Linked DNA regions of Homo sapiens: region 2 is linked to region 1. The links are chromatin loops, found by intact Hi-C in ENCODE. Cell type or tissue: chondrocyte. All regions are shown on one strand. Each heading gives the region's core, and the rest is flanking DNA. Links, peaks and the distances in the headings are about the cores only. Region 1 overlaps ZC3H12B (zinc finger CCCH-type containing 12B). Region 2 overlaps ZC3H12B (zinc finger CCCH-type containing 12B).

Region 1 (5,390 bases), core at 231-5,230:
AATGCAACTACAACAAAAATAAATGGGACCTAATTAAACTAAAAAGCTTCTGCACAGCAAATGAAAGAATCATTAGAATAAGCAGACAACCCATAGAATGGGAGAAAATATTTTTAAACTATTCATCTGACAAAGACAAAGGACTAATATTCAGAACTACAAGGAACTCACACAAATCAGTAAAAAGAAAAATAAACAATGCCATCAAAAAGTGGGCAAGTGATATGAGTAGACATTTCTCAAAAGGAGATATACAAATGGCCAACAAACATATGAAAAAATACTCAACATCACTAATTGTCAAGGAAATTCAAATTAAAATAACAATAAGGTATCACCTTACCCTAGCTAGAATGGCCATTATTAAAGTCAAAAAGCAAATAGATGTTGGCTTGGATGCAGTGGAAAGAGAATGCTTATATGCTGCTGGTGATAATGTAAATAGTACAATCTCTTTGAAAAATAGTTTGGTGATTTCTCAAAGAACTAAAAGTAGATCTGCCATTCAATCCAGCAATCCCACTACTGGGTATCTATCCAAAGGAAAATAAGTCATTATATCAAAAATATACCTGCACATGTATGTTTATCACAGCACAATTCACAATTGAAAAGATATAGAACCAACATAAGTGCCCACCAACAAATGAGTGGAGAAAGAAAATGTGGTACCTGTATATCATGGAATACTACTCAGCCATAAAAAGAATAATAAAATAATGTCTTTTGCAGCAACTTGGTTGCAGCTGGAGGCTATTATTCTAAGAAAAGTAACTCAGGAATGGAAAACCAAATATCGTATCTTCTCACTTATAAGTGGGAGCTAAGCTATGGGTATGCAAAGGCATACAGAGTAGTATAATGGACACTGGAGTCTCAGAATGGGGTAGATTGTGAGGTTAGTGATGAGAAACTATTACCTGGTACAATGTCCATACTCTAGTGATGGGTGCACTAAAATTTCAGACTTCACCACTATACAATTCATCCATGTAACCTAAAAACACCTGTACCAAGAAAACTATTGAAATATATATATATATATATATATATATATATATATATATATATATATATATTTGGTTTTATATATATAGTTACATATATATAAATATATATAGAACAAAATTAAAAAAATACAAATGCCCAAGAAGTATAAGAAAAGGTGCTCAAAATTATTAATCAGGAAAATGCAAATCAAAAGCACAATGAGATAACACCTCACACCTGTTAGAAAGGCTATTATCAGTATGATGAACTACAACAAGTTTTGGGCAGGAAGTGAAGAAAAGAGAACCTTTGTATACTGTTGGGAGAAATGGAAATTGGAACGCTTTATGGAAAATAGTATGGAGATTCATTTCAAAATTAAAAATAGAATTACCTTACAATCCAGCAATCTCACTTTTGAGTACATAGGCTAAAGAAATAAAATCAGTATCTTGGAAAGAAATCTGCAATCCAATGTTCATTTGAGTATTATTCACAATAGCTGAGATAAAGAGAAAACCTTAATGTCCACTGATGGATAACAGGATAATGATAATGTGAGATCTGTCTATTTATCTATCTAATAATAATAATATGATATATATAGATAATGTGAGAGATGTGAGATGTGAGATATATAATGGAATATTGTTTAGTCCTATAAAAGAAAAAATCATTCTATTTGTGACAACTTGGATGAATCTGGAGGGCATTATTCTAAGTTAAATAAGCAAGATGTAGAAAAATATATACCCCATGATCTCACTTATATGTAGAATCTAAAAATGTCAAACTCACGGAAACAGAGAGTAGAAGAGTGGTTACTGGGGGCTGGAGAGAGGAAGATGTGGGAGGATGTCTGTCAAGGGGTATAAAGTTTTAGTAATAATGAAAGATAAATAAGTTCTGGTGATCTAATGTACAACAATATCACTATAGTTAACAATATTGTATCATATACTTGAAATTTGCTCAGAGGGTAGATTTCAAGTGTGCTCATCACATATAAAAATGATAACTATGTGAGGTGATGGATATGCTAATTAGCTTTTGTGGTGAATATTTTACAATGTGTGTGTACATATATATATGAATATATTATATCAAAAAAATATATATAATCATGAAGTTGTATGCCTTAAATGTATATAACTTAAAAATGTTAAATATACCTAAATAAAGTTGGAAAAAATAAAAGATGTTAATATAACCTGCAGAATAATCTCTATGAAAATAACTCAAAAATATAATAAAAGAGATAAGAGATTAAAATGGTACACTAGAAAATCACTATTCAACACAAAATAAGGCAGTATTGGAGGAAAAGAGTAACACAAATAATCATAATACATATAGGAAATAGAAAGCAAAATAGCAGAAGTCCTTCAAAATCAGTAATTACCTTCAATGTAAATGAATTAAACTCTCCAATTAAAAGACACAAATTGGAAGAATGAATTAAAAGACATGATCCAAATAAATGCTGTCTGCAACAGACATACTATAGGTTAAAAGGCACAAATAGGGTGGAAGTAAAAGAATGGAAAAAGATATGCCATGCAAACAGTAGCAAAAAAAGAGCTGGAATGGCTATACTAGTATCAAATAAAATACACTTTGAGAAAAAAATGTTACTAGAGAAAAAAAGTGGCACTTTATAATCATAAATGGATCAACCAGTCAAGAAGACAATGAAATTATAAATATATATGTACCTAGTAACACAGCCCCAAAATACATAAAGCAAAACCAGACAGAACTGAAAGGAGAAACCAACAATTCAACAATAATATTTGAGGTCTTTAATACTCTCTTTCAATAATGGAAATACCAACTAAGCAGAAGATTAATAATAAAACAGGTGATTTCAACATTTCTACAAACCAACTAACCACAACAGAAATCTACAGAACATTACATCTGACAGCTGCAGAATGCTCATACTCCTCAAATACATATGGTAATATGTTAGGGCATACATAAGCCTCAATAAATTTAAAAAGATTGAAATAATATAAATTATGTTCTCTCTAAAATGAAATTAAATATAAAATTAATAATGAAAGGAAGTTTGCAAAATTCAAAAACATGAAAAATATGTGGAAATCAATCAGATGATTCTAAATAATCAGTGGCTCAAATCAGAAACCACAAAGGAGATTAGAAAATACTTTGAGATTAATCAAAACCAAACCACATTATACCAAAATTTAGGAAATGCAGCAAAACAGTGCTTAAAGAAAAGTTTTCTACCTATAAAAACCGACATTAAAAATAATAAAAATGTCAAGTCAATAACCTAGCCACTCACCTTAAGAAACAAACAAACAAAATCACAACAAAAGAAACTAAACTCAAGGAGAATGAAGAAAATAATAAATATTAGAACATAAATAAATACATATAATAAAACAGAATAAATCAATAAAAAGTAGTTTGTTTGACAAGATCAATAAAATTGACAAACCTTGGCTAGATTGACAGAGATTAAAAAAAAGGAGACATAAATTACTAAAATCAGGAATAAAAGGGGATATTACTGCTGAACTTACAGAAATAAAAATTATTATATGGAAATGCTATAGTATGAATATTTGTATTCCAACCAATTATATAATTTAGACAAAATGTCCAAATTCCTAGAAAGACAAAATACTAAAACGGACTCAGGAAATGACTTGAAATCTAAACAGACCTATAATAAGTAAAGAGATTGAATTCATAATCAAAAAACATAAGAACCCAGTTAGGAAGTCAAAGTATCCCAGGGAAGCTCAAAGCTAAGAACAGCTGCATTGAAATAGGTATGAAAATGCTTTTAATTTTATCCATATCAGGCCCTCTCTCAGGTTAACACATCTCCCATTGGGAGCAAAAGTCCAACATACATTTTCTCCTTTGAGAGAGTAAGAAAATAGTAGAACATTTATCTAACATTCTGACTTTTTGGGAAGCTGCTGTTTTTGTCTCACCTGACTAAAACAACTTATGGGAAACAGGAATAATTTGGATGGTTAGGAGCCACTAAGAAAAAAGAGGGCCCAGCAGCTGTGGCAGCACCAAATAACTTGTAACAACACAGACAGAAGCTGATACAGCTTGGCAAAACTGGGAAAAAGCAACTAGCTCATGGCTTCAGCAGTGGGAGAAGAGAAAAGTGAAATGTGTATTCAATGGTCTGGCTTCTCGGGGAGCTGCCTAAAAAGACTGGTTTCTGTCTTGCGTGACTTAGAGTGGTGATAAGAAACCAGCATATTTTGAATGCCTGGGAGACACTGAAAACAAAAGAATGCGCAGTGGGAGACACATATACAAAAGAGAAGGTGATGTAATGACAGAACAGGGAAAGATGCAGTTACAAGCTTAGGAATGCCAACAGTCACCAAAAGCTGGAGAGGCAAGGAAGGGATTCTCTCTTATAAACTCCGGAAAGAGTGCAGCCCTGCCAGCACCTAGATTTCAGACTTCTGGCCTCCAGAATTGTGAGAAAATAAATTTCTATTGACCGAGTTTGTTACAGCAACCTCAGGAAATGAAAATAAGAAACTTTCTGAAAGCCCACTGATTCACTTTTTATTTTTTAAAAGGAATCATAGATGACATAAACAAATGGAAAAACATCCCATGCTCATGGGTGGGTAGAATCAATATTGTGAAAATGACCATACTGCCAAAAGCAATCTACAAATTCAATGCAATTCCCATAAAAATACCACCATCATTCTTCTCCATTTATTTTAGATTCAAGGGGTACTTGTGCAGCTTTGTTACATGAGTATATTACATTATGCTGAGGTTTGGGGTATGTTTAATCCCATTACCCAGGTAGTGAGCATAGTACTCAAGAGTTAGTTTTTCAACCCTTCCCCACATTTCTTCCTCCCTCTTCTAGTAGTCCCCAGTATCTGTTGTTCCCATCTTTATGTCCATGAGTACTCAATGTTTAGCTCCCACTTATGTGTGAGAACACATACTCTTTGGTTTTCTGTTCCTGCATTAATTCACTTAGGATAATGGCCTCCAGAAGTATCCATGTTGCTGCAAATGAAATGATTTTATTCATTTTTACGGCTGTGTAGTATTCCATGGTGTATATACACCATATTTTCTATATCCAATCCACCATTGATGGACAACTAGGTTGATTCCATGTCTTTGCTATTGTGAATAGTGCTACAATGAACATGCGAGTGCACGTGTCTTTTTGGTAGAATGATGTGTTTTCTTTTGGATATATACCCAGTAATGGGATTACTGGGTCAAATGGTAGTTCCATTTTAAGTTCTTTGAGAAATCTCCAAACTGCTTTCAACAGTGGCTGAACTAATTTACATTCCCACCAACAGTGTGTAAGCAAGAACCTGCCTTCTAAGGTCAAGCTATGCTTCCTTCAAGCTACA
Region 2 (5,390 bases), core at 81-5,080, 58 kb after region 1:
ATAGGGATTACATTGAATCTGTAGATTGCTTTGTGTAGTATGAATATTTTACCAATATTGATTCTTCTAATAGATGAACATGGAATGTCTTTCCATTTTTTGGTGTCCTCTTCAATTTCTTTCATCAGTGTTTTATAATTTTTGAGAAATCTTTTGCTTCTTTAATTCCTAGGTATTGAATTTTATTTGTGGCTATTGTAAATGGGATTACTTTTTAAATTTCTTTTTAGGATTGCTCACTGTTGGGATGTAGAAATGCAATTGATTTTTTTTGTATGTTAATTTTGTAACCTCCTACCTTACTGAATTTATCAGTTCTAATTGTGTGTGTGTGTGTGTGTGTGTGTGTGTGTGTGTGTGTGTGGAGTCTTTAGGTTTTTCCAAATATATGATCATATTGTCTGCAAACAAAAATAATACTACTTCTTTCATTCCAAGTTGGTTGCCATTTATTTCTTTTTCTTGTTTGATTGCTCTAGCTAGGACTTCCGCTACTATGTTGAATAACAGTGGTGAAAGTGGGCATTCTAGTAATGTTCCAGATCTTAGACAAAAGGCTTTCAGGTTTTCCCCATTCAGTATGATACTTGCTGTGGAGCTGTCATATATGGCTTTTATTTTTTTTATTTTTTTTTCAGTTTTAAAAATGGCTTTCATTTATATAAGTCATTGCACATTCCTAATACAGTGATTTCCTGAAAATTACAGTATTTTGTAAACATAAGATTTAGTTTAACCATACACAAAGCCTATTTTTTTATTTCTTGACAGAATAAATTACTTTTCTTCAAAAAATTAGTCAAGTGCAATTTTGCCCAATATTTAATGCATACTAGAATTAAAGCCTATGAAACTAAGTAGTAACAGATGCAATTATCAAACCTTTCATTTGAACACATTCACTTTCAAATTTAACTTCTTATTTCACCCCATTTAACAACATTACTTTCTTTGAAAATTACCCAATTAAGCAGTTAACAGTTTTCCATAATATGGTACAGGCCACTGGCATTAACTAGGCAGTTGCCAAGATGTCAAGATGCCTGCAATCTAACGAGATCGAGAAATCTACAGATGCCCACAGCAAACCCTGCAAACTTCCAGGGTGACCTGTGTTTCAGTGGAAAGCTTTGAGACAGTTCCTCTTATCTCATTGTTTGCTTTCTGTATAGGTTGGGGCTCTCTTTAGCGATCCACACAACTTTGCAGCACTGTAAGAGTATGAGGACAAAGTCCTAATCTGGCTTGCCGGGCCTCTCATCTCTGTGGTGCTCTGCATCTTGATGCTTCTTGTCATCTTTTATTGCCAAGTGAGATTGCCCACTCAGAGCACTAGACAGTGCAAGAAGACCGGCACTGCCCCCGAGGGGCGGGATTCCAGGAGGCTGAAGTCCCGAAGGGTGAGGCGTAAGGGGAACTGGGGGTCCGTGGCCATAAGAAAGATGCTGAGCTTGCAACTGCTGCTGCCCGATGATGGCATTCAACTCTGCCATGGTCACCTGTTTGGCACGTTCGACAGCCTGGGCCACCTGTTGTTGATGTTCCTGAGACAGAAATGGGATGACTTGTGCACAAATCGTATTCAATCTCTTGGCGATTTCAGTCTGTTTGTGCATTTCAATGTTTAATCCATATGGCATTTCGTAATACATCACATAGTGCCTCTGCATTTCTGTCTTTTCACTTGCCGGTTACTCACATTCCAATTTAAGGCTGTGATACTGCGCCTGCAGGAACTGGAATTCCTCTTTAATCCGGTCCAGGGACTCCGCGATACTGAACTTGAAGGGCTGGCCTGCAGCCTGGTGCGGCGTCGGGTGCCGGCTCTGCGGGAACATCGCGCTGGCGGCGGCCGGGGCTCTGTTCCCCGGCAACTCAATTCTCCGGTCAATTTCCAACTTTAATCCCGCCGAGGAAAATTAAGCCGGAAAGCCAGGCAGAAGCGGGGAGCGAGGTGGCCACGCACGCAGGCGCGCTAGGCCGGGCGTACCGGCCACTCGGCGCCCGCAGCTGCTCCGGCTCCCGCTCCCGTCGGTGCGGGCTCCGGCCCTCAGGGCCACATTAGTGGGCGCCCCAGGCCCAGCTGCTTCAATAACCTGCGCGGAGACGTCGGGCGTTCGGGGACTGTGCGCGGGGGCAGTGCTCCAACCCCCCGGCCTCAGTCGCCCGGGCGGGGAGGCGGGGGCGCGGTGACTCCGACCGCACTCCCCTCGGGGATCCGCGTGCGCGGCGCCAGTCCTGGGCAAACAAATCCAGACGGGCTGCTTTTCTTTGCTCTTCTCCTGGTCCGCCTCCTCTTCGGGTTTTCCCCGAGGCGGCGGCGGGCGAGGCGCAGGTGGCGCGGCGGCCCCCGCTAACCCCACACAAACCCGACGCTTTCGGGGCGACTCCCGCAAGACTCGGCTGCGCCCTCGGCCCGGGTGCTCGCAGGGTCCCGGGACGCAAAAGGGAGAGAGGTTGAGGACGCGGCGGAGGCTCCTGGCCGGGGAGCGAGGGATGACTAGGCGGGGAAAGTGCGGAGGGCGCGCCGGAAGGCGGCTCGGCACGCCCCGTGCGACCAGCACTCGGTGTTCTCCGCGGTTGCACAAACCTCCGGGCCCGACGGGGCTACTCCACCGAGAGCAGTCCCGCAAATGGCCGCTGCTCCTCGAGCTCGGGGAGCATCAGGGCGCCGCGCCTCGCGCGCACTCGCCCTGCACGGCCGGCCCGGCCGCTCCGGACCCTTCTTCCGAGCCCCTTCTTCCTCGGTCTTCTTTCTTTTCTTCCTCAGTCTTCTTTCTTTTCTTCCTCGGTCTTCTTTCTTTTCTTCCTCGGTCTTCTTTCTTTTCTTCCTCGGTCTTCTTTCTTTCCTTCCTTCACCTTCGTGTGCTTCTCCGCAAAGGGCGCTCCAGCCCACTGCAAAGTTCTCTCACCACCCGAGGGACGACATCCACGAGATGGTGGGAGAAACAGCAGGAGTGCGCTCCGCCAATCGGCCACCCTCCCCGGCGGGCAAACTCTGCCGGCGAGTCCGGAGTAGTCACAGCGGTGCGGCCAGCGGAGATTTTGGTCGCCGCGGGACGACGGAGGTCCGGGCTGGTGGCGCGGGTCCCGCCCGGCCGTGCGAGGGTGGGGTGGCGCAGTCGGCTGCCTCCGGGACGCAGAGCACAGAGTACCCGCCGCTGCTTCTGCTGCTGCTGCTCCTGCAGCCGCCGCTCCTACCGCCGCCGCCGCCGCCCGCGCCTCTGGCGTGGGTTACACTAACACGCGGTTTCACACTCAGGAGCTAACCAGCGCCGGCCCCGCCCGGCCCCGCCCAGTCCCGCCCAGCCCCGCCCAGCCCCGCCCAGCCCCGCCCAGCCCCGCCCAGCCCCGTTCAGCCCCGATCGGGCGGGGGACGCTAGCCCGCAGCCCTATATAGCTTTTATTATGTTGAGGTATGTTCTTTCTATCCCCTGTTTTATGAGAGCTTTTTTTTTTTTTTAATCATGAAGGGATGTTGAATTTTATCAAAAGCTTTTTGGCATCAGTTGAAATAATCATATGGTTTTTATGCTTCATTCCTGTTGCTATGATGTATCGCATTGATTGATTTGCATATGTTGGACCATCCTTGCATCCCAGGGATGAATCCCACTTGGTCATGATGAATTTTTTTTTTTTAATGTAACATTGAATTCGGTTTTGCTAGTATTTTGTTGAGGATTTTTGCATCGATATTCATCAGAGATATTGAACTGTAGTTTTCTTTTTTTGTTGTGTCTTTGTCTGGTTTTGGTTTCAGGGTAATGCTGACTTCATATAATGAATTTAGAAGTATTTTCTGTTCTTCTATTTTTCGCAATAGTTTTAGTAGGATGGGTACCAGTTCTCTTTAAATGTTTGTGGAAATCAGCAGTGAAGCCACTGGGTCCCTAGCTTTTCTTTACTAAGAGACTTCTTAATATGGCTTTGATCTTATTACTTGTTATTGGTCTGTTCAGGTTTTGGATTTCTTTCTGGTTCAATCTTGATAGGTTGTATGTACCTAGAAATTTGTCCATTTCTTCTAGATTTTCCAACTCATTGGCATATATTTGCTCATCATAGCCACAAATGATCTTTGAATTTCTGCAGTATCAGTTGTAATGTCTCCTTTTTCATTTCTAATGCTTTTATTTGAATCTTCTCTCCTTTTATTAGTAAGTTTGGCTAAAGTTTTGTCAATTTTGTTTTACTTTTCAAAAAACCAACTTTTTGTTTCATTGATCTTTTGTATTATTTTCCTCATTTTAAATTCATTTATTTGTTTTAATCTTTATTTTATTATTATTATTATTTCTGAGATGGAGTCTCCTTCTGTCACCCAGGCGGGAGTGCAGTGCTGCTATCTTGGCTCACGGCAGCCTCCGCCTCCTGGGTTTGAGTGATTCTCTTGCCTCAGCCTGCAGAGTAGCTGGGATTACAGGCACCTGTCACCACGCCTGGCTAATTTTTGTATTTTTAGTAGAGACAGGGTTTCACCACGTTGGCCAGGCTGGTCTCAAACTCCTGACTTGAATTGATCCGCCTGCCTCGGCCTCCCAAAGTGCTGGGACTACAGGCGTGAGCCACCACACCCAGCCTATTAGTTCTTTTCTCCTACTAATTTTAGGTTTGGTTTGCTTTTGCTTTTCTATTTCTTTAAGATGTATCATTAGATTGTTTATTTGAAGTTATTCCTCTTTTTTGATGTAGGGACTTACAGCTATAAACTTCCCTCTTAGTACTGCTTTTGCTGTATCCCATAGATTTTGGTATGTTGTGTTTCCATTGTCTTTTGTTTTAAGAAGTTTACAAAAATTGTTTCATCGACCCACTCGTCATTCAGGAACATATTGTTTAACTTCCATGTGTTTGTATAGTTTCCCAAATTTATCTTATCATTAATTTCTAATTTTATTTTATTGTGGTCAGAGAAGATGCTTGATGTTATCTCAATTTTGTTGAATGTTTTCAGACTTTTTTGACCTATCATATGGTCTATTTTAAAGAATAATCCATGTGCTGAAGAAAAGAATGTGTATTCTGCCACCAACAGATAAAATGTTCTGTAAGTATCTATTAGATTCATTTGATCTATACTGCAGATCAAGTCTGATGTTTCTTTGTTGATTTTCTGTCTTGACGATCTGTCCAATGCTGGGAGTGGGGTGTTGAAGTCTCCAGATATTATTGTATTGGGAACTATCTCTCTCTTTAGCTCTAATAATGTTTCCTTTACTTATCTAGGGGCTCTAGTGTTGGGTGCATATATATTTAAAATTGATATATCCTCTTACTGAATTTACCCCTTTATCATTATATAGTAACTTTCTTTGTCTCTTCTTATAGTTTTTGTCCTGAAATCTATTTTGTTTGATATAAGTATAGCTACTCCTGATCATTTATTG

Evidence for each region. A loop is a pair of places that touch in the nucleus more often than their neighbours do. Peaks named below come from ENCODE experiments on the same cell type or tissue, not always from the same donor. Only the 100,000 strongest peaks of a DNase experiment are listed, where the experiment ranks them.
Region 2: it touches region 1 in a loop (5-fold over the local background); 2 of 110 quality-filtered maps call a loop at or near these places.

The regions. Positions count from the first base shown.
Region 1 is chrX:65,462,605-65,467,994 of GRCh38, reverse strand. The region is part of intron 5 of ZC3H12B (zinc finger CCCH-type containing 12B); the gene reads right to left. Among named protein-coding and RNA genes, the nearest start is that of LAS1L, 69 kb to the left of the region's middle. RefSeq lists a silencer at 4,112-4,406 and an enhancer at 4,041-4,569. In chondrocyte, for the core only: no CTCF peak of the experiment used is centred there; no DNase peak of the experiment used is centred there.
Region 2 is chrX:65,404,531-65,409,920 of GRCh38, reverse strand. All of the region lies in intron 5 of ZC3H12B (zinc finger CCCH-type containing 12B), which reads right to left. It also overlaps the pseudogene TLE1P1. Among named protein-coding and RNA genes, the nearest start is that of LAS1L, 130 kb to the left of the region's middle. In chondrocyte, for the core only: no CTCF peak of the experiment used is centred there; DNase peaks (open chromatin) are centred at 2,471 and 3,015.